Linked DNA regions of Homo sapiens: region 2 is linked to region 1. A link is an interaction called in ENCODE POLR2A ChIA-PET data of the cell type or tissue named here. Cell type or tissue: MCF 10A. All regions are shown on one strand. Each heading gives the region's core, and the rest is flanking DNA. Links, peaks and the distances in the headings are about the cores only. Region 1 overlaps CHD2 (chromodomain helicase DNA binding protein 2). Region 2 has its middle 12 kb from the start of CHASERR.

What was found. Peaks named below come from ENCODE experiments on the same cell type or tissue, not always from the same donor. Only the 100,000 strongest peaks of a DNase experiment are listed, where the experiment ranks them.
Region 2: POLR2A ChIA-PET joins it to region 1 with 15 read pairs; 5 of 35 experiments call an interaction of 5 or more read pairs at or near these places.

Annotation. Positions count from the first base shown.
Region 1 is chr15:92,912,728-92,923,468 of GRCh38, forward strand. All of the region lies in intron 2 of CHD2 (chromodomain helicase DNA binding protein 2), which reads left to right. Among named protein-coding and RNA genes, the nearest start is that of MIR3175, 14 kb to the left of the region's middle. RefSeq lists enhancers at 4,572-5,408, 8,755-9,954. In MCF 10A, for the core only: no CTCF peak of the experiment used is centred there; a DNase peak (open chromatin) is centred at 9,274.
Region 2 is chr15:92,865,290-92,876,030 of GRCh38, forward strand. No RefSeq gene overlaps it. Among named protein-coding and RNA genes, the nearest start is that of CHASERR, 12 kb to the right of the region's middle. In MCF 10A, for the core only: no CTCF peak of the experiment used is centred there; a DNase peak (open chromatin) is centred at 4,192.

The DNA of each region.
Region 1 (10,741 bases), core at 7,827-10,326:
GTTTCACTATGTTGGCCAGGCTGGTCTCAAACTCCTGACCTCGTGATCCGCCAACCTTGTGATCCGCCCGCCTCGGCCTCCCAAAGTGCTGGGATTACAGGCGTGAGCCACTGCGCCAGGCCCTGACAAACTAAAATGATCAGTGTGTCTTCCATTTAGATGCAGGTTGGCATTCAAATAGAGGCAATATATGACTGGTGAATTGTAATTTCAAAGGAAAGCAGTAATGGATCAAACTCTTGCACTGTTCTCTTTCCCTTGCTTAAAAAAAAGTCTGTTCCCTCTGAATCTAGCTTTATATAGACGTTTAAATCCTTAAGTTTACTTGCTAAAAATCACCTGGGGTGCTTGTTCAACATATTCCCAGGCTTCTTGCTTGAAAGTTAAAAAATTCAGCAATTCTAGGGTTGTGTCCAAGAATCTGTATGTTGAACAGCAACCTCAGTTGATTCTTGTACTGAGGCAAGTTTGGGAATAAGGTCAGTGTGGGACGGGGTTTCGATCTTTTCTGTTCTGTTCTGCTGCTTTTTAGCTGTAGAATCTTGGGCAGGAGTGTCTGAGCCTGTTTCTTCATCTTTTAAAATAGAGTAAGGGTAGTACTTGTCTCTTAGGGAAGGAAGTTCAAATTAAATAAAATGATACTTCTAGGCAGTGGTCTTTAACTAGTGGCAGGTTTGTCCCCTTCCATTACCCTGGACATTTTTGCTTGTCACTCTGGGGGTGGGGGTGTTACTGGCCTCTAGTGGGTAGAGGCCAGAGATGCTCCCCAACATCCAAGAGTGTGTATGAGACAGCTCCCCACAATAACAAATTATCCAGCCTCAGGCATCTATAATGCCACCACTAGGCTGGGCACGGCGGTTCACGCCTGTAATCCCAGCACTTTGGGAGGCTGAGGTGGGATCCCTTGAGCTAGGAGTTCGAGACCAGCTTGGGCAATTTAGGGAGATGCCATTTCTACAAAAAATGTAAAAATTAGCCGGGTGTGGCAGTATGCACCTATAGTCCCAGCTATTTGGAAGGCTGAGGTGGGAGGATTGCTTGAGTCCAAGAGCTTGCGGCTGCAGTGAGCTGTGATCACATTACGTGCACTCCATCCTGGGCAACTGAGCAAGACCCTATCCAAAAAAAACAAAAACCCTATGATTGAGAAACCGTGCTTGCCTTGGTAAATGTTGGTTGTTAGTAATAAAGTTGAGTCCCTTTGCGGTTTCTTCTCTGGCCTGATCCAGGGACCCCTCTTACTCCCATGACGTTATGGGCATACGTTTCACATTTATTATTGGGATTGGTAATCAGATCTTTTAATCTCCTTTGAACTTTGGGAGTTGCTGAAAGCACCATATATTTTATAAAAGTCTAAAGTTTATAACCTAAACAATAGCTAACTAAAGACAAGACTCACAGGGCTGAAAGGAACTCTTGGTCAAATTGGTCCATCTGTCCTTAGGGCTTTAATGGGTGTAAATACATTGCCCGAGGTGGTTAAGTATTCTTTTGTTAATGAATTCTGGGGAGAACTCCCCTTGTAACTGCTTTTCACAGCTTGGTTATTTACAAAGACTTTTGATTTTACCTGAATAGAAAGCTTCTTTTGTCTTTTGTGTATTAGCACATTGCCAGATCCTGATTAGGTAGGTATTTGTGAAGTGCCTTAACTAATTTGTACCTTAACCAGGCTTCTTGCTAGAATACATGTTTCTCTAATGTATGCCTGGGTGCTAATAGTTTGGTGCTATGGAAACTACTTATATTTGGTTATTGGGGAGCAGAAGTAGTATGCATGATGAGGCTAAGGTGATGCCTGCCTGGCTTCAGCTGTGAATTTTAGAAATACACTGATTAAAGGTAAATTTTTTTTTCTGTCCTTACTGCTGGATTTCTTAATCTGGGAGGTACTTGATGGAATTTAGCCTTTTTATCCCTTGAAATTATAAGCAGCATTTTGTGTGCACTTTTTCTTATACATGTACCTTTTTCTGCTGTCAAAAGACAACATTTCAACACATTGAGTATAAAGATCTAATTGGATTTTATTATTGATTAACAAATTAGGTAGCACCCCATCTATAAAAAAATAGGTGCCCATTGGGCATGGTGGAACAATCGGTTTTTATAAGGTTGAGCAGGAACAGGAAAACAACATAGTACAAAAATGTGGGTTAACATCAGGTTACTTGAGGTTATTTTCCTTATAAGGGTTAAAGCAGAGGGAACTTCCTTATGCCAGCTCACACTGTCTGTCTGGGGATTTGGGTATCTTCTTTCCTGAAGGTAAGGTAAACAATTTAGAAGTTTAACATGAGTGACTCTATTTTGGTTTGGTCTGTTAGGGTCTAGGAGCTCGGTCCAAATTAGTGGCCTTCCATAGATTCTGTTTAACACTGGAAGGAGGGTCCGTAGTGTTGCGTGTGTTAGGGTGACTGCTGAGAGCACTGCTGAATCCTGGGGAGGGGCCTGCACCTTAGAACTGATCAGTTCTACAGTGTTAGAAACAGACCTCTTTTGTCAGAAATTAAGAATTCAGAAAAGTTCAAAGGATATAATTAAAGTTTTTTTTTTTTTGAGACAGAGTCTCGCTCTGTTGCCCAGGCTGGAGTGCAGTGGTGCGATCTCAGCTCACTGCAAGCTCCGCCTCCCGGGTTCACGCCATTCTGCTGCCTCAGCCTCCCGAGTAGCTGGGACTACAGGCATGTGTCACCATGCCCGGCTAACTTTTTGTATTTTTAGTAGAGACAGTGTTTCACCGTGTTAGCCAGGATGGTCTCCATCTGACCTTGTGATCTGCCTGCCTCGGCCTCCCAAAGTGCTGGGATTACAGGCGTGAGCCACCACGCCCGGCCTAATAAAGTTTTAAAATAAAAAAGTTAGACATAGCTAGGGTCACTTTTATGATTTTGGCATATAAAGAGTTGGCACTTATAAAATGTACATGGTTATGTAAATATGTTTTGTGTTTTAAAAATTTAATAGTTTTGAAATTTTCTTTTTGATATTGTGAAAGGAAAATAAATCTCGGTATCTCCAAATTACTAAGCCAAAGGGAAAAGTCAAGCTGGGAACTGTGTCAGGCAAACCTGCCTCCCATTTTTTTCCTAAATAAGATAGCTAGAAAAATAAAAATGCTACATACCTCCCTAACAATTTGCCCACAGGGAAATTCCTTGTGGACAAAGAACTCAAAGCCATCCCCTCTGTTCACCTAAGACAAATGCGTATCTGATTGCTTCCTCTGCCCTGTTGTTTTGCTAAGCCAGACTGAGGCATAAATGACTATGCCTCTACTCTCTTCTCACATGGAACTTGTGTATTCAGTGAAAGGCTAATCAAGAGACTTAAAAGAATGCAACTGTTTGTCTATTATCTACCTATGACCTGGAAGCCCCCTCCCCTGCTTCCAGTTGTCCGGCCTTTCCAGGCCAAACCAGTGTGCATCTTACACATATTGATGTCTCATGTCTCCCTAAAATGTGTGAAAACCAAGCTGTGCCCCATCACCCTGGGCACATACCATCAGGACCTCCTGAGGATGTGTCACGGGCACGTCCTTAACCTTGGCAAAATAAACTTTCTAAATTGATTGAGCTCTGTTTCAGATACTTTTGGGCTCACAGTATTTACAGACATAATTCAGCCCTAATCTAGCTGCTGCATTTAGTTGCATAGTGTGAATATTTCACATTTTACTTTTACATTTTCATAAATGGGTATATGGATTATTTAGGTTTTGTTATGAACAGAGCTCTGAATATTTATTTGCCTCGTCCTATACAAGTTTGATAATTTGTCTACGTTACATGCCCACAAATTGAATTACAGGATTCATACACTTTTTTATTTTTTTGAGTTGGAGTCTCACCCTGTTGCTCAGGCTGGAGTGCAATGGTGCAACCTCAGTTCACTGCAACCTCCAACTCCCACGTTCAAGCGATTCTCCTACCTTGGCCTCCCGAGTAACTGGGACTACAGGCGCGTGCCACCACGCCCAGCTAATTTTTGTATTTTTAGTAGAGACGGGGTTTCACCATGTGGTCCAGGATTGTCTCAGTCTCCTGACCTCCTAATCTGACCACCTCGGCCTCCCAAATTGCTGGGATTACAGGCATGAGCTACTGCTCCTGGCTGATTCGTATACATTTTAAGGGTTACTGGCTATTCTTACAATTATTTAATACTAAGAGACTTTAATTTCTGCAAAGCAGATGAGTGCAAAATAACCAGTTATAATGTTTCCCAAGTTAACAGAGGTTTAGTTATTTTTAAAAATGAGTTTATTGGCCATTTCAGTTTCTTCTCCGTAATTGCGTATCCATTTTCTTTGTGCAGTTTTTGGTTGGATTTTTGATAGGTAATTCTTCATATGTTGTGTATCTATATACTTTGTTATGTGTACATTGAAATTTTGTTTCCCAGTCCGTCTGGGAAACAAGTTACTTGTCTTTTAACCTTGTTTATAGTAATAACTTATTCTGAAGAAGCACAGGACTTGAACCAAAGGTGGAGAGTTTAAAGAACTACATCCAGTATTCTTTACCAATAAGAAATGTGTGGCCAGGCGCAGTGGCTCATGCCTGTAATCCTAGCACTTTGGGAGGCCAAGGCGGGCAGATTACCTGAGGTCCGGAGTTCAAGACCAGCCTGGCCGACATGGTGAAACCCTGTCTCTACTAAAAATACAAAACAATTAGCCAGGTGCAGTGGGGCATGCCTGTAATTCCAGCTACTCTGGAGACTGAGGCAGGAGAATCGCATGAACCCTGGAGGCGGAGGTTACGGTGAGCCGAGATCACGCCACTGCACTCCAGCCTGGGCTACAGAGCGCGACTTGGTCTCAAAAAACAAACAAGCAAAAAGAAAAAAAAGGTGTGACCAGTCAGTCTTCTTTGCTTTTCCATCTTAAGACACATAGAAGTGACTGAGAAGGAATAGTTATGCAATGACATCGGTTTAATAATCAGTTCAACTGAAGAATGTATGTAAATAAGGGCAGTGATACCTAACGCTGATAGTTGATAGTGTGGATTGCATAATTCAGACTGTGGGGTGATATCTTACACACGCACATACACACACACACTCTTGGGCTTTGTCTTCTTTATAGGTAAGGATTAGGAGAATTTTGACATATGCCTGACACAAAAGTGCTCCGTAAATATTAGCTATTGTATCACTGGCAGGAAGTTAGCCTGGAAATAAGTTTTATGGAATTCCAGTGTAGATTGCTTTGTGATTGTTTTGCCAGATTTTGCTTTCACCCACAAAAACACTAAGCTCTGCCAACCAGTTCGGCCATTTTGTAAGTTAGCAAAATAAACACTAAAGTGAAATGGCGGCTTTTGGGCGGGGCTCCCACAGGCTGGCTCCTTTTAAGTGGAATGTTGCTGTGCTGCCCTCTTGTGGCCATTTGGGAAACCGCGATTAAAAATGGAACAGTAAGTGTTAATGGCACTTCGTTTCAAAGTCCAGTTCCAAGAAGGTTAATCACTCCGTTTTTACCTACTTCAGAAAGTATTTTGAAGAGATACCAAATTCTTTTTATCCACAAGCAAAAGGAAGTGGTAAACCTTTTTCTCATCAGCATTTATTTTTGATTGGAATCTGAATTCCCAGTTTTGACTTGTTTTTTTATCTGTGTGTTGTATTTTCCTTTTAATTATTTGTTAAGTAAAAAATTATAAAAGTTGTTTGCAATTTAGATGTTGAATAATTTTCAGATAGTTGTTTTTCGTGAAGATTCTGTATATATGTTGGATAGTCATTCCTGAAAATCCAATGTTTAATTGCCCTGTAACTAGTAAGCCACTGGTAGTCAGCTAATTTTATTACTTTGTTATTTAGGTGAAGGCTTAAAGGACTCCACTCACTAACTCAGTTTGACCCTTTCTATTAGTCTTGTGGGCTTTCTGCCTCCTCTACTAAACCAGCACTAAAGCTACAGCTTAGTACTAATAGTATTTACTATTATAATTATTAGGTATTAATGGCAATTCTACATAGTCTTTTAGGAAATGTCGTTTTTTTAAGGGAATAATATGAATATATATATACGTATATATACACATGTACGCTATATATACACACATATATACACATATACATATATATACATACACACATATATATACATACATATATATATATATTTTTTGAGACAGAGTTTTGCTGTTGATGCTTGGGCTGGAGTGCAGTGGTGTGATCTCGGCTCACTGAAACGTCCACCTCCTGAGTTCAAGCGATTCTCCTGCCTCAGCCTCCAAAGTAGCTGGGATTACAGGTGCATGCCACCATACCTGGCTAATTGTTTTTTTAGTACAGGCTGGGTTTCACCGTGTTGGCCAGGCTGGTCTTGAACTCCTGACCTCAGGTGTTCCACCCGCCTGGGCCTCCCAGAGTGCTGGGATTACAGGCTTGAGCCACCATGCTCGGCCCATAATTACACTTTTTTTTTTTTTGAGACGGAGTCTGGCTGTGTCATCCAGGCTGGAGTGCAGTGGCACGATCTCATTTTCCATTTCCAGTTTATTTAGTGATTATTCCTCTTACGAGAAGTATGAAAATTAAGTAATGACTTTGTTAAGGCTTTTTTTTTTCTTCTTTAAGCAGTTCCCCTCATTAGTACTTGTATTCAGTCTTACATCTGATTCTGGTTCCAAAAACAATTTAAAAACACTTTTTTTTTTTTGGAGACGGAGTCTTGCTTTGTTGCCCAGGCTGGAGTGCAATGGCACGATTGCGGCTCACTGCAACCTCTGCCTCCTGGGTTCAAGTGATTCTTCTGCCTCAGCCTCCCGAGTAGCTGGGACTACAGGCACACTACCATGCCCAGCTAATTTTTTGTATTTGTAGTAGAGATGGGGTTTCACCGTGTTAGCCAGGATGGTCTCCCATCTCCTGACCTCATGATCTTCCCATCTCAGCCTCCCAAAGTGTTGGGATTACAGGCGTGAGCCACCGCGCCTGGCCTAAAAACACTTTTTAAAAACACTCATTCAAATCTTTGCTGGTTTTGTGTAGGGTGGGATGTACTTGCCGCCCTTGGTTTGGATTTGGCTCTCATGATTAGACTTACTTTAGACAATTAACTAGTTTAGACATTAAAAATACTTAAGGTATATAATGAAGTGCTGTGAATTCACTATTAAGCTTCACTACTAAGTTTCAGTCATAAAATGTCACTAGTATCATTCCCTGAGAGCATCTGCCTCCCTCAACCCCTAAAGGCAAATATAGTTGTGAACTTGGTGTTAATCTTTTCTTGGGTTTGATTTTCATTGTTGTTATTTTTGAAATTACACAAGTAATCCATGGAACTCACAAGTATACTTCAAATAACCCATCCCTAACAGAGTAAACCAGTGTTAGCAATGTGGTGATTAAAATGCATTTATACACATAGATATATGCTGACAGAAAAACGGCTTTTTTTTTTCCCCAGAAGGTATTGTTGTGTGCATTGTTACATTTCTAGGAATCACTCTCCTACACAAACTCAAAAACACATAGCTGCACAAGAAGATACGTAGAAAGAAAGATATTTATGGTTACAGTCAACAGTTTCCAAATACAAATACTCTACTCAGAAATATGGAAAGTGTATCAGAGATATTTGCAACTTATTGATTAAGTGAAAAATCTGAAAATAACCTAAATGTACCGTTAATAGGGGAATGTTATATAAAATGTAGTGAATTTATAGTATAAACCAGTTCAAAGGGAATGAGATGGGCATCCATATAGACATATCCTGATGCGGGCATTGGCATTCCATTACATCCTATCTGCAGTGCTTCCCACTTTTCAACACAGAACACTATAAACATTTCTAGTTGGGCTGTTCTAGTTATCTTCAGTAAACTAATGCTGCCTTTTGTGGGTCTCTAGTTGGTAAAGATTTTCAGTCTTTTTGTTGCTGTTGGAGTTTTCTGTTTCCTAGTAGTGTGTAGACCTGTTGTCTGTGACAGTTTTATTGGTGGTGATTGCCAAAACATGATTCTATTCTTAAACTTTTGTCTGGAGTTAAACATTATAGTAGTTGAAAAACTAAATACGTTATTTCAAAGGGGAGGCAAATTGCACATTCTAGCAAATGAATGTGCAATTGAATCCTTCTCTAATATACCAGGCACAAAGAACATCAAAGGAGATATGCTTAGTTTGCAAGTTTATTGGGGAGGTTGACAAGCGGCCAGATTACTCGATAGTATGGGACAAGTGGAGGCAAGGTAGTGTAGATGTTAACAGCTGCCGGAGCTTTGGAGTGAGTCTTTCTAGGTCAGCATGTGTGTCATTGCTAAAAGTATAGAGAGCCAGCAGGGCATGGTAATTGAAGCTCAGACTTGAGATGTGGCTGCCTGTTTTCCATCTCGGTGGTGGTAACTGCTGTGACATATGTCAGTATTGTGGAAGTATCTGATAGGTATTGAGCTTAGGATAGGAGACCAAAGGATGTTTTCTGGGAGAAGGTGATACCTAAGCCCACAAAATTAGAGAGGTATTTAATTTGCTGTGTCCGCAGTGGGTGCAGGAGCTAGAGGGGAGCAATGCTAGGTCTAGAGTCTGGAGCAGTGGGGGTGAGGGAAGAAATGATTAAGTCATGTGCCTTGAGAAATTGTCAGAGGCCAGGTTTTATAGGGCATGCTGAAATTGGATGTTATCAGTGACCAGAAGACCCGGATGCCTGGGAGGTGAACAAGCCTTCAGCTGCCTTTGCTATGGGAATACAGTTTCCAGGTACTGCCTTGCCTAACATCCCTTTCAAGTAGACTGCCCTTTCTATTAAATAAATCCCTTCCTTACTTACAAGGAAATTCTGGAGCTGTCTCTGTACCTGTCTGTCCATGAACAAATAGTGGAGGCAAAACTAATAAATTCCAGCTAGTGTCATGGATTGTGGGGTAACGACTCACTAATGGGTGTTAGCTGGGGAGAATTTTGTGTTAGAAGGGGAATCTCAGCTTGGATGTGATATGCTCAGATTTCCTGTTTGGGTAGGGCTTTGGCATTTATAGGGCACTGCTTTCATAGCTGCCATTAGATGTTCTTATGACACTACTGGTAGATGTCACATAGGTTGACACAAGTTAAAAGATGACACAGGCCTGAGGTGAGCTAGGACTGAAATGGAAGCTGCGATGCCAGAGCCCACAGCTTTTAAGTGTTCCTATCACTATCCAGCTCTCCTCTTCCTTTTTTCTTTCCTGTTGACAACCTGCCTGGTCACAGGTATAAAGTAAATGACTCAGATGCTTTAGTCACCTGGACTAGTCAGCTTGGACTGTGCAAGGGGTTAAGGAGTCAGTAATTGTAATGAGGTCTTGAAACTGTTGAGTCACTTGTTACAAGGAAGCCTGTTTTGGGACCTTGTGTAACAGGGATAAGAGTTAATAATGTTTTCTGAGTCTCTAATCTTTTGGCCCCCTATGGTAAAATAGAAAGAAATGAGCTTTAGATCCACACTTGGATTGGAATCCCGGCCCCTCACCCTCTTCCTCAATTTCTAGTTTTGTCCATTGGCCAAGTTACATAAAAGAGGTCAGTTTTTTTCGTCATTCATATGGTGATAATAATGCCTAATAGTATTGTCCTTGGGAATAAGCAAAATAATACATATAAAGTACTTAGCCTAGTGTCTGATACCTGTTAGGTGATCAGGAAGTTACATGGTTTTTCTCATCTTTCCCCACTTCCCAGTATTGAGAACCTCCCCTCGACCCCTGCTCTCCCATTTTTTCTCATTGCTTCCTCATGGTAACTGAAAGGCCTCCGTATTGTAATGTGCTGTGGATCGCATGGTGTTATTTGCAGCAGTCCCAGTTTGCAGTGTACTGCCCTGTGCACCTCTAGAAGATGCAGTGATGGTAAATATAGAACTTCCCCTTACCCTTTCAGGTTTTGTGCCACGTGTCTTATCTCCTGGCTTCTGAACTCAGGGACTTTTCTGTTAATGTTACTGTAGGTTCTGGGTTTTTCCTTGCCCCCCTCAGAGCAAAGATGGGTAGTTTTTAAGCAAGAGTAAACAGTCCACCTCTTGCTGTAGAGTCCATCCGTTTGAGGTCTTTTTGCTTCAGAGTATCTTCCCCTCTACCAGCATGCCCCTCAGTTGCTTTTTCACCATTAGAGGAAGATGAGGATATTGTTTTCTCTGTGCTTGAGATTGATACTCTATCACCCCTCAGTCTCTGTGGTTTCTGTTTTGTTCCTTTAGATGACATCTACCTACTTAGGTTGCTGCTCCCTATGGGATGTTTGGAATGAAGAAGGGAAGGGAGATGTGTGGAGGCCAGTAGCCGTCTTTATTGGGTTGGGTGTTCTCATTAGCATCAGAGTGCCCTTTTTGTTTACTTACTTCTGTTAAGTCTACCACTTCTGGATCTCACTGCAGATTATAAGGCAGGGCCTCTGGATTGAAGTTAATGTGTATAAATTTTTATAAAGCTCCTCAGATGAGCCTAATTTGCTCCTATTAGTGAGAACCACGATTGGATAATTGCAACCAGTTTGCATTCTTCCTCTTTGGGTGAGATGCTTTGTTTTTTTTGTTTTTGTTTTTTGGAGACAGGGTCTCACTGTGACACCCAGGCTGGAGTACAGTGGCGTAATCATGGCTCACTGCATCCTCGACTTCCTAGGCTCAAATGATCCTCCCACCTGAGTTTCCCGAGTAGCTGGGATCGCAGGCATGCACCATCATACCCAGCTAATTTAAACATTTTCTTGAAGAGATGGGTTTTGCATATTGTCC
Region 2 (10,741 bases), core at 3,173-5,672, 52 kb before region 1:
AGCAAAACCAGATTGCCTCCAAAAGTAAACTTTTTACCATCGCTGATCTTAACTGCTACAACAACAAGAAAAGAAATACCTAAAATAGGTAACAAGAATAACACTGTTTTTTTTTTTTTTCTTTTTCTTTTGAGACGGAATTTTGTTCTGTCACCCAGGCTGGAGTGCGGTGGCTCAGTCTTGGCTCACTGCAAGCTCTGCCTCCCGGGTTCATGCCATTTTCCTGCTTCAGCCTCCCGAGTAGCTGGGACTACAGGTGCCCCCCACCATGCCCAGCTAATTTTTTTGTATTTTTAGTAGAGATGGGGTTTCACCGTGTTAGCCAGGATCGTCTCGATCTCCTGACCTTGTGATCTGCCCTCCTCGGCCTCCCAAAGTGCTGGGATTACAGGTGTGAGGCACCGCAAAGAATAACACTGCTTTAATGAAACACCAGTGAAATGTCACAAATAAATTACCTAATTGTGCAAGAAACAAGTAAATTAATGCTACAAGAAGGCTTTAGGAGGACCCTTAATTACCAGTCCACAATCTATACTTCATTTTATTAAATTTATGTATTAATTTTATTAATACATAAAATTATTTATTATTTTATTTTATTTTATTTTTTTTAGAGATGGAGTCTCACTCTGTCACCAAGAGTGATCTTGGCTCACTGGCATGATCTCGGCTCACTGCAACTTCTGTCTCAAGTGATTTTCCTGCCTCAGCCTCCTAAGTAGCTGGGATTATAGGCATGTGCTACCATACCTGGCTAATTTTTGTATTTTTAATAGAGATGGGGTTTCGCCATGTTGGCCATGCTGGTCTCGAATCCCTAACCTCAGGTGATGCACCCACCTCAGCCTCCCAAAGTGCTGGGATTACAGGCATGAGCCACCGTGCCCAGCCCACGATCTGTACTTTAAAACTTGATATGGTGTGAGTATAATGATTACACAAAAGTAATGCAATTGTTAAGAAACAAATGGAGGAGGTGTTGGCCCACTTAAAGTTATGCTTTTTTCCTGGGCAAAAGCCTACAATCTGGGAATAGTTAATTCAGGCCTAAAATACATCAGCTGAGCTCACTGGTCATATAAACTTTGTTTGTGTGTTTGTTTGTTTATTTGAGACAGAATCTCTCGGTGTCACCCAGGCTGGAGTGCAGTGGCATGATCTCGGCTCACTGCAGCCTTCACTTCCCAGGTTCAAGTGATTTTCCTGCCTCAGCCTTCTGAGTAGCTGGGATTACAGGCACCCATCACCACACCTGCCTAATTTTTGTATTTTTAGTAAAGACAGGGTTTCACCATGTTGACCCTGCTGGTCTCGAACTCCTGGCCTCAAATGATCTGCCCACCTCGGCCTCCTTTGTGAGCCAGTGCACCCGGCCAGGTCATAAAAACCTTGTAAAGGATATTGTGTTAGGCCATACTTGCCTTGCTATAAAGGAATACATGAGACTGGGTAATTTAGAAAGAAAAGAAGTTTAATTGGCTCACAGTTCTGCAGGCTGTACAATCATGGCACCAGCATCTGGCTGGCGTCTGGGGAGGCCTCAAGGAGCTTTTATTCATGGTGGAATGTGAAGCGGGAGTGGCCCCATCACAAGGTCAGAGCAGGAAGAAGAGGGAGAGTTGGGGGAGAGGTACCACACACTTCTAAACAACCAGATCTCCTGAGAACTCACTCACCATTGCAAGGACAGCACCAAATCATGAGAGATCCACCCCCATGATTCAATCACCTCCCACCAAGCCCCATCTCCAAAACTGGGGATTGCAATTCAACATGAGATTTAGAGGGTTCAGGATCTAAGAAATATATCAGCTATAATATAATCTCTCTCTCTCTCTCTCTCTCTCTCTCTCTCTTCGGGTATATATCCCATTTCTGTGTCCCAGAGAGGTGGAAGTAGTGGTCGGGGCCACTGTGCTAGCATAGACTTGCTCCAGCGTCAGTCAGTACCGTGGAGCTGCATAGATCTGGGTGTGTTGGTTGTCCCAGGGTTTCTGGTTTGTGAACGTTACCATCCTGTCTGATTCAGGAGCTCACAGATCAAGCTAGATTTGCTAATCCCTGCTCAAAGAGTGAGCTGGAAGAAAAACTATTGCTAATTATTATCTCCTTTTGCATATATAGCAAAATGTTCTTTTAAAAATGTTCTTTCCTACATTATCTCATTTGACCCTCATATTTAACTGCCCTGCAAAGAATGGGGCAGATATAATCATCCATATTGTGAGACTGGGAGAGTTGTGAAGGTGAGGCTCGGGGAGTCCAAGTCTCTAAGCTTGTAAATGGCAGAGCTGAAGTCAGAGCCAAAGCTCCTGGTTACCAGTCCCCTTTCTCAGATTCTATAGATACTAGCAGGGCTGGGGTTAGGATGAAGCAACTGAGGCACCAAAAAACTCAATAATCAAAACAAATAATATTTCCATGTAATATTTTTAAAGGTTAAAATAATGTCAATATATCTCTGATGAACAAAGTATCACATTTTAATTTTATTTATTTATTATTATTATTATTTTTTGAGATGGAGTCTCGCTCTGTAGCCCAGGCTGGAGTGCAATGGGGTGATCTCGGCTCACTGTAACCTCCGCCTCCTGGGTTCAAGTGATTCTCCTGCCTCAGCCTCCCGAGTAGCTGGGATTACAGGCGCGTGCCACCACGCCAGGCTAATTTTTGTATTTTTAGTACAGAAGGGATTTTGCCATGTTGGTCAGGTGGGTCTCAGACTCCTGACCTTGTGATCTGCCAGCCTCGGCCTCCCAAAGTGCTGGGATTACAGGCGTGAGCCACTGCGCCCGGCCTTACTTATATTTTTTGAGACAGGGTCTCACTCTGTCGTCCAGGGTGCAGCACCGTGGCGCAATCAGGGCTCACAGCAGCCTTGACCTCCTGGGCTCAAGTGATCCTCCTGCCTCAGATCTCCATGAATAGCTGGAACCACAGGTGCACACCACCAGGCTGGGATAAGTTTTTGTATTTTTAGTAGAGATGGGGTTTCGCCATGTTGGCCAGGCTGATCTCGAACACCTGGACCCAAGTGATCCGCCCGCCTTGGCCTCCCAAAGTGCTGAGATTACAGGTGTGAGCCACAGTGCACAGCCAAATATTTAAAATTAAAGACCCATGGCTTGCTTGTTTTGTGACCCTGCAATTTTTTTTTTTTTTTTTTTTTTTTGAGACAGAGTCTCGCTCCGTCACCCAGGCTGGAGTGCAGTGGCGCAGTCTCGGCTCACTGCAAGCTCCGCCTCCCGAGTTCACGCCATTCTCCTGCCTCAGCCTCTCCGAGTAGCTGGGACTTACAGGCGCTCGACACCACGCCCGGCTAATTTTTTTGTATTTTTAGTAGAGACGGGGTTTCACCGTGGTCTCGATCTTCTGACCTCGTGATCTGCCCGCCTCGGCCTCCCAAAGTGCTGGGATTACAAGCATGAGCCACCGCGCCCGGCCGTGACCCTGCAATATTTTGCAACAGGAACAGTCTTTTTCAATTGGCCTGTAGTTCCCAGGCCAGGCAGTCCATCTCATTTGCTGCCAAGTGGGTTTTTGATGGTTGACAATGGTGTACAAACAGATTGGACAATGTGGAGCTTTCTATATAATCTTTATTTTATTTTATTTTTTAAAAGAGATGGGGTCTCGCTCTGTCACTCAGGCTGGAGTGAAGTGGCATGATCATAGCTCACTGCACCTTCGAATTCTTGGGCTCAGGCGATCCTCCCAACTCAGCCCGGCAGTGCTGGGACTACAGGCACGTGCCTCTACACCTGGCTAATTTTTAAATGTTTTTTTTGTAGGGATGGGTCTCATTGTATTGCCCAGGTACTATCATAGTGCACCACAGCCTTGAACTGCTGGGTTCAAGTGATCCTCCACCTCAGCTTCCCATGTAGTTGGGACTACAGGGGCACGCCACCACGTGTGGCCATCTAGTCATGTATTTTGATGGGGTCAGAACAGGCTGGGGTCAGACAGCCAGGGAATGGCCGAGTCAGGTTTGGATCTCAAAGCTGATGGTGCCAAGGTCCTTGCGCTTGGCTTGTTGCTACCACTGTCTGTCTTCCTAGTGCCTACACCTAGTAAGGAGAAGGCACTTGTAAATGAATCACTGTACTGCAAACTGAAAATAGTAAGAGCCCAAGTAAAGTACCAAAGAGTTCTCAGGATTGAGATACTTCTGGTTGGCTGGTTAGGGGCTATTGCATAACATGCCAGCATTCCAGAGATTCTATCAGAGTGCCAACGGCAAAATCTACTTTTTCATCACTGACATACAGGGTGTATCCTGCTTTTTAGGAGCTCTCATAAATGGAAGCCTATATTTACATAAAAGCTACCTTAAATTGTGGTGATTTACTTTGGTGAAACCTTGTTAAAGCCCATTCAATATCAAGTTCTCCTAATCTACTTAATGGAATTTGATGTACAATTGGGTATTTTAATGTCCTGTTGGGTAATTTTGATACAGCAAACATTCCCTCAGTTATTTGAGCATCTACAGCTGTGCATTAGTAAACAAAATAAATCTAAGCCAAGGTTTCTACCTCCAGTAAAGCTAGGTTGAGTCTACTTAGGGAGATACAGTCCTTGTACTCAAATAGATAATAATTTATGATAAAAACCAACTTCTTAGAAATAGCATAGGCGTTAACTGGTAGAAATCCTAAGGAGGGAAAGTAATCACTTTGGAAGAGAGAAATCCAAACAGTTTGCATGAACTGGCCCTGTGGGATGGGCACAGAGCCGGAGATGTGAGCAGTGCACATTTGAGGGCTGTGGGGAGGGCTGTGCAAATGTGGGGGGCAGTCGTGTGCCAGACAGGCTGACAGGACAGTAACAGTCTGGCTGAGGCCAGAGTAGGTGATGCATTAAGCTGGCAAAACACCAACTTAACACTTAAAAGAGGCCTTAGTGCACGCAGCTAGTTGCAAACCGGTAAGACTTTTTTAGGGAGCCCTTCAAGGACAGCGCCTGGGAACCGTCTTCATGTAGAGAGTCAGAGGGAAACCAGAAGGCAAACAGGAAGATGAATGGAAAAGAAAGGGCTAAAGGTGTCAGAGGAAAGCTGGGACCATGCGGTGTCAGGAAGGACCAGGTACTGAGAGCTACAAGAGGTGAGAGGTTACTGTTAGGTGCAAGAGAAAGGTCAAAGAGGAGAGAAATATTTGAGATCGTCGGTGGCATTTTCAGCAGGGTGTGGCAGTGGGGTGGGGCTTCCACCTGATAGCCTGATAGTGTGGCTTCACAAAGATTGTACAGGACCATTTGTCTGATGTTGAACATGCTCTTGATCCTGAAGTCTTTGAGCCAACAGATAAAATACAACCCCATTCTAGTTTATCTCAGTAGCATGTGCCTTATAATAAAATCTGGAATATCTTAGGAAAGATACTTTGAAAACTAGCTACATTAACTGCTCTCAGGGAGGGGTACTGGATGGATGGAAAGAGAGATGAGAGGCTTTTCATTATATATCCTTTTGTACTTTTTGAATTTTGAACCAGGTGCTATTTAAAAAATTAAAAATTACAAGAAGTCAAAGAATAAAATACATGTGTGGTAAAAAAAAAATGAAATAGGAATAAATATTTAAGTGTACCATCTTCACAGGCTACTCCAGTGACAAATAAGGAAACAAGGAAACCCTTAGGCATTTTTCTTTTTTTCTTTATTTATCACGAGGTATCTGAAGGCAACCTGTATGCAATTTTTTTTTTTTTTTTTTTTTTTTTTTCTGTGAGATGGACTCTGGCTCTGTCACCCAGTCTGGAGTGCAGTGGCATGATCTCAGCTCACTGCAATCTTTGCCTCTTGGGTTCAAGCAATTCTTCTGCCTCAGCCTCCTGAGTAGCTGGGACTACAGGTGCATGCCACCATGGCCAGCTAATTTTTTTTTTTGTTTTTGAGACAGAGTCTCGCTCTTTTGCCCAGGCTGAAATGCAGTGGTGTGATCTCAGCTCACTGCAGCCTCCACCTCCCGGATTCAAGCAATTCTCCTGCCTCAGCCTCCCGAGTAGCTGGGACGACAGGCGTGTGCCACCACACCTGGCTAATTTTTGTATTTTTAGTAGAGACAGGGTTTCATCCTGTTGGCCAGGATGGTCTTGATCTCTTGACCTCGTGATTCGCCTGCCTCGGCCTCCCAAAGTGCTGGGATTACAGGTGTGAGCCACTGCGCCCAGCCTAATTTTTGTATTTTTAATAGAGATGGGGTTTCACCATGTTGTCCAGGCTGGTCTCAAACTCCTGACCTCAGGTGATCCACCTGCCTCAGCATCCCAAAGTGTTGGGATTATAGGTGTGAGCCACCGTGCCCAGCCATGCAATTTTTAATAACACAGTCTTACTGATGTATAATTGACAACAATTAGCTGCGCGTGTTTAAAGTGTACAATTTGATAAGTTCTGACATACATATCTGAGAAACCATCACCACGATCCAGACGGTGAACATAATCATTACCCTTGAAAATTTCCTCATGCCCTTTTGAAATCCCCTCCTTCCATCTCTTTCCCACTCTCGATCCCCAGGCACTGATCTGCTTTCTATTATTTTGCATTTTCTAGAATTTCATATAAATGGAATTGTAGAGAATGCACTGTTTTGTTTGGCTTATTTCACTCAGCAAAATTAGATCTGAGATTCATCCAGATTGCATGTATCAATATCTCATTAATTTTTATTGTTGAATAGTTTTGAATTTTATAGCGATACCATTTGGGTAAATACCTAGGATCAGGGTGATGCGGTAACTATACTTAACTGTATAAGAAACCGCCAAATATTTCCAAAGTAGCTGTGCCATTTTGCATTTTCATTGGCAAAGTACGAGAGTTCCACATCCTTACCAACACTTGGCATTGTCTTTTAAATTCTCAGCTGTCTCCTATGCATGTAGTGGTATCTTACTCTGATTTTACTTTTGTTTGTTTGTTTGTTTCTGAGACAGGGTCTCACTCTGTCGCCCAGGCTGGAGTCGACTGGCTCGATCTCGGCTCACTGCAACCTCCGCCTCCTGGATTCTCCTGCCTCAGCCTCCTGAGAAGCTCTGACTACAGGTGCCCACCACCACGCCCGGCTAGTTTTTGTATTTTTAGTAGAGACAGGGTTTCACCATATTGGTCAGGCTGGTCTCAAACTCCTGACCTCAGGCGGTCCACCCGCCTAGGCCTCCCAAACTGCTGGGATTACAGGCATGAGCCACTGCACCTGGCCATCAGTGTTTTCTTCTATGGCTCATATTCTCTCTGGTACTCTGCCCTGGTAACTCTAGCCACCTGGCCCTCCCTATGCTCCCAGATCTATCTCCTCCATTTAGGGAGAACACTGGTTCTGCCTGGGTTTCCCCTCCCAGCACTGAGGCCTGGAAATGCAATCCAGACAACACACGGGGGCAAAAAGAGTGCTTATGCCATTTGTTTTCTCTCAGGAATCACAGATCTCTGTTGCTTGTTGTCTAATGTCTTAAAAGCCTGTGTTTCTTGTATTTTTATTTTTATTTTTTTTTAGATGGAGTCTCGCTCTGTTGCCCACGCCAGAGTGCAGTGGTGCAATCTGGGCTCACTGCAACCTCTGCCTCCCGGGTTCAAGTGATTCTCCTGCCTCAGCCTCTTGAGTAGCTGGGATTACAGGTGGGTACCACCACACCTGGCCAATTTTTGTATTTAGTAGAGACAGGGTTTCACCATGTTGCCCAGGGTGGTCTTGAACTACTGACCTCAGGTGATCAGCCCTCCTTGGTCTCCCAAAGTTCTGGGATTACAGGTGTGAGCCACCGCACCTGGCCCATAATGTTTCTTTTTCTTTTCTTTCTTTCTTTTTTTTCTTTCTGAGACAGAGTCTCGCTCTATCGCCAGGCTGGAATGCAGTGGTGCAATCTCTGCTCACTGCAACCTCCGCTTCCTGGGCTCAGTTGATTCTCCTGCCTCAGCCTCCCAAGTAGCTAGGATTACAGGTGCCCCCCCACCATGCCTGGCTAATTTTTGTGTTTTTAGTAGAGATGGGGTTTCACGATATTGGTCAGGCTGGTCTCGAACTCTTGACTTCAGGGGATCCACCCACCTTGGCCTCCCAAAATGCTAGGATTATAGGCATGAGACACTGCACTCGGCCCTCTATTGTATTTTCTGCTTCTATGAGTTTGACTATTACAGATTTATAACATGAATGAAATCATGCAGTTTTTGTCGCTTTGTGACTGGTTTCTCTTAGGAAAATGTCTTCCAATTTCATCCTTATTGCCGTCAGTGGCAGGACTTCCTACCTTTTAAAGGACAAATAATATTTCATTTTACGTATATACACATCTTCTTTATCCATTCATCTGTCGATGGATATTTGGATTGTTTCCATATCTTGACTATTGTGAATAATGCTGCTGTGAACATGGGAGTGCAGATATCTCTTGGGGACACTGATTTTGATTCTTTTTTTTTTTTTTTTTTGAGATGGAGTTTCACTCTTGTGAAATGGCAATGATGTCGGCTCACAGCAACCTCCACCTCCCGGGTTCAAGCTATTCTCTTGCCTCAGCCTCCCGAGGAGCTGGGATTACAGGCATGTGCCACCACGCCCGGCAAATTTTTTGTATTTTTAGTAAAGACAGGGTTTCTCCATGTTGGTCACGCTGGTCTCGAACTCCCGACCTCAGGTGATCCGCCCACCTCGGCTTCCCAAGGTGTTGGGATTACAGGCCTGAGCCACAGCACCCGGCCTTTTCAATTCTTTTTTTCTTTTTTTTGAGACAGATTCTCACTCTGTTGACCAGGCTGGAGTGCAGTGGTGTGGTCTCGGCTCACTGCAACCTCCACCTCCTGGGTTCAAGCTATTCTCCTGCCTCAGCCTCCCAAGTAGCTGGGATTACAGGTGTCCACCACCAAGCCTGGCTAATTTTTGTATTTTTAGTAGAGATGGGGGTTTCACCATGTTGGCCAGGCTGGTCTCAAACTCCTGACCTCAGGTGATCTGCCTGCCTTGGCCTCCAAAAGTGCTGGGATTACAGGCGTGAGCCACTGCACCTGGCCCTGATTTCAATTATTTTTGGATATATACCCAGAAGTGGGATTGCTGAATCATATTTAGTTCTATTTTGCTTTTTTTTTTTTTTTGATACAGGGTCTCGCTCTGTCACCCAGGCTGGAGTGTAGCGGCATGATATTGGCTTGCTGTAGCCCCCACCTCATGGGCTCAAGCAATCCTTCTACCTCAGCCTCCTGAGTTGCTGGGAACCAGAGATTCCCAGCTGATTTTTGAATTTTTATTTATTTATTCAATAACTTAAACTTTAAAACATTTTTAAATATTTTGTAGAGATGGGGTCTTCCTATGTTGCAAAGGCTGGTCTTGAACTGGGCTCAAGTTATCCTCTCACCTTGGCTTCCCAAAGTGCTGGGATTGTGAGTGTGAGCCACTACAGCTGGCCTATATCTAATTTTTTGAGGAATCTCCATAGTGTTTTCCATAGCTGCTGCAGCATTTTACATTCCCACAATCAGTGTATAAGAGTTCCAATTTCCCCATTTCCTCACCAAGTTACCTTTGTTTTTTTTGAGACGGAGTCTTGCTCTGTTGCCCAGGCTGGAGTGCAGTGGCGCGATCTTGGCTCACTGCAAGCTCCACCTCCCAGGTTCATGCCATTCTCCTGCCTCAGCCTCCCAAGTAGCTGAGACTACAGGCACCCGCCACCACGCCTGTCTAATTTTTTGTATTTTTAGTGGAGACGAGGTTTCACCATGTTAGCCAGGATGGTCTTGATCTCCTGACCTCATGATCCACCCACCTCAGCCTCCCAAAATGCTGGGATTATAGGTGTGAGCCACTGCGCCTGGCCTATTATAAGCATTTCTAAATGTACATAGGAGGCCGAGGCAGGAGCATCACAAGGTCAGGAGTTCGAGACCAGCCTGGCCAACATGGTGAAACCCCGTCTCTACTAAAAATACAAAAAACTAGTTGGGCATGGTGGTGGGCGCCTGTAGTCCCAGCTACTCGGAGGCTAAGGCAAGAGAATGGCGTGAACCCGGGAGGTGGAGCTTGCAGTGAGCCGAGATCGCGCCACTGCACTCCAGCCTGGGCGACAGAGCGAGACTCTGTCTCAAAAAAAAAAAAAAAAAAAAAGTCCATCCTAAAAGGTAGAAGGTAATATCTTACTGTAGTTTTGATTTGCATTTCTCTGATAATGAGGTTGAGCATCTTTTATACACCTGTTGATCATTTGTATGCCTTCTTTGGGGGAAATATCTGTTCATATCCTTTGCCCATTTAAATAATCAGGCCATTTGTCAGGAGAATCACTTGTACCCAGGAGGCGGAAGTTGCAGTGAGCAGAGATGGCGCCACTGCACTCCAGCATGGGTGACAAGAGCAAAACTTTGTCTTTAAAAAAAAAAAAAATCAGGCCATTTGTTATTTTTGCTATGGAGTTGTAGGAATTCTTCCCGTATTTTATTTGTTTATTTATTTATTTAGAGATGGAGTCTCACTCTGTCGCCCAGGTTGGAGTGCAGTGACATGATTTCAACTCACTGTAGCCTCTATCCTGAGTTCAAGCAATTCTCCTGCCTCAGCTTCCCCAGTAGCTGGGACTACAGGTGTGAGCCACTATGCCCAGATAATTTTTGTATTTTTAGTAGAGACGGGGTTTCACCATGTTGGCCAGGCTGATCTTGAACTCCTGGCCTCAAGCAATCCACTTGCCTTGGCCTCCCGAAATGATAGGATGACAGGCATGAGCCATTACACCTG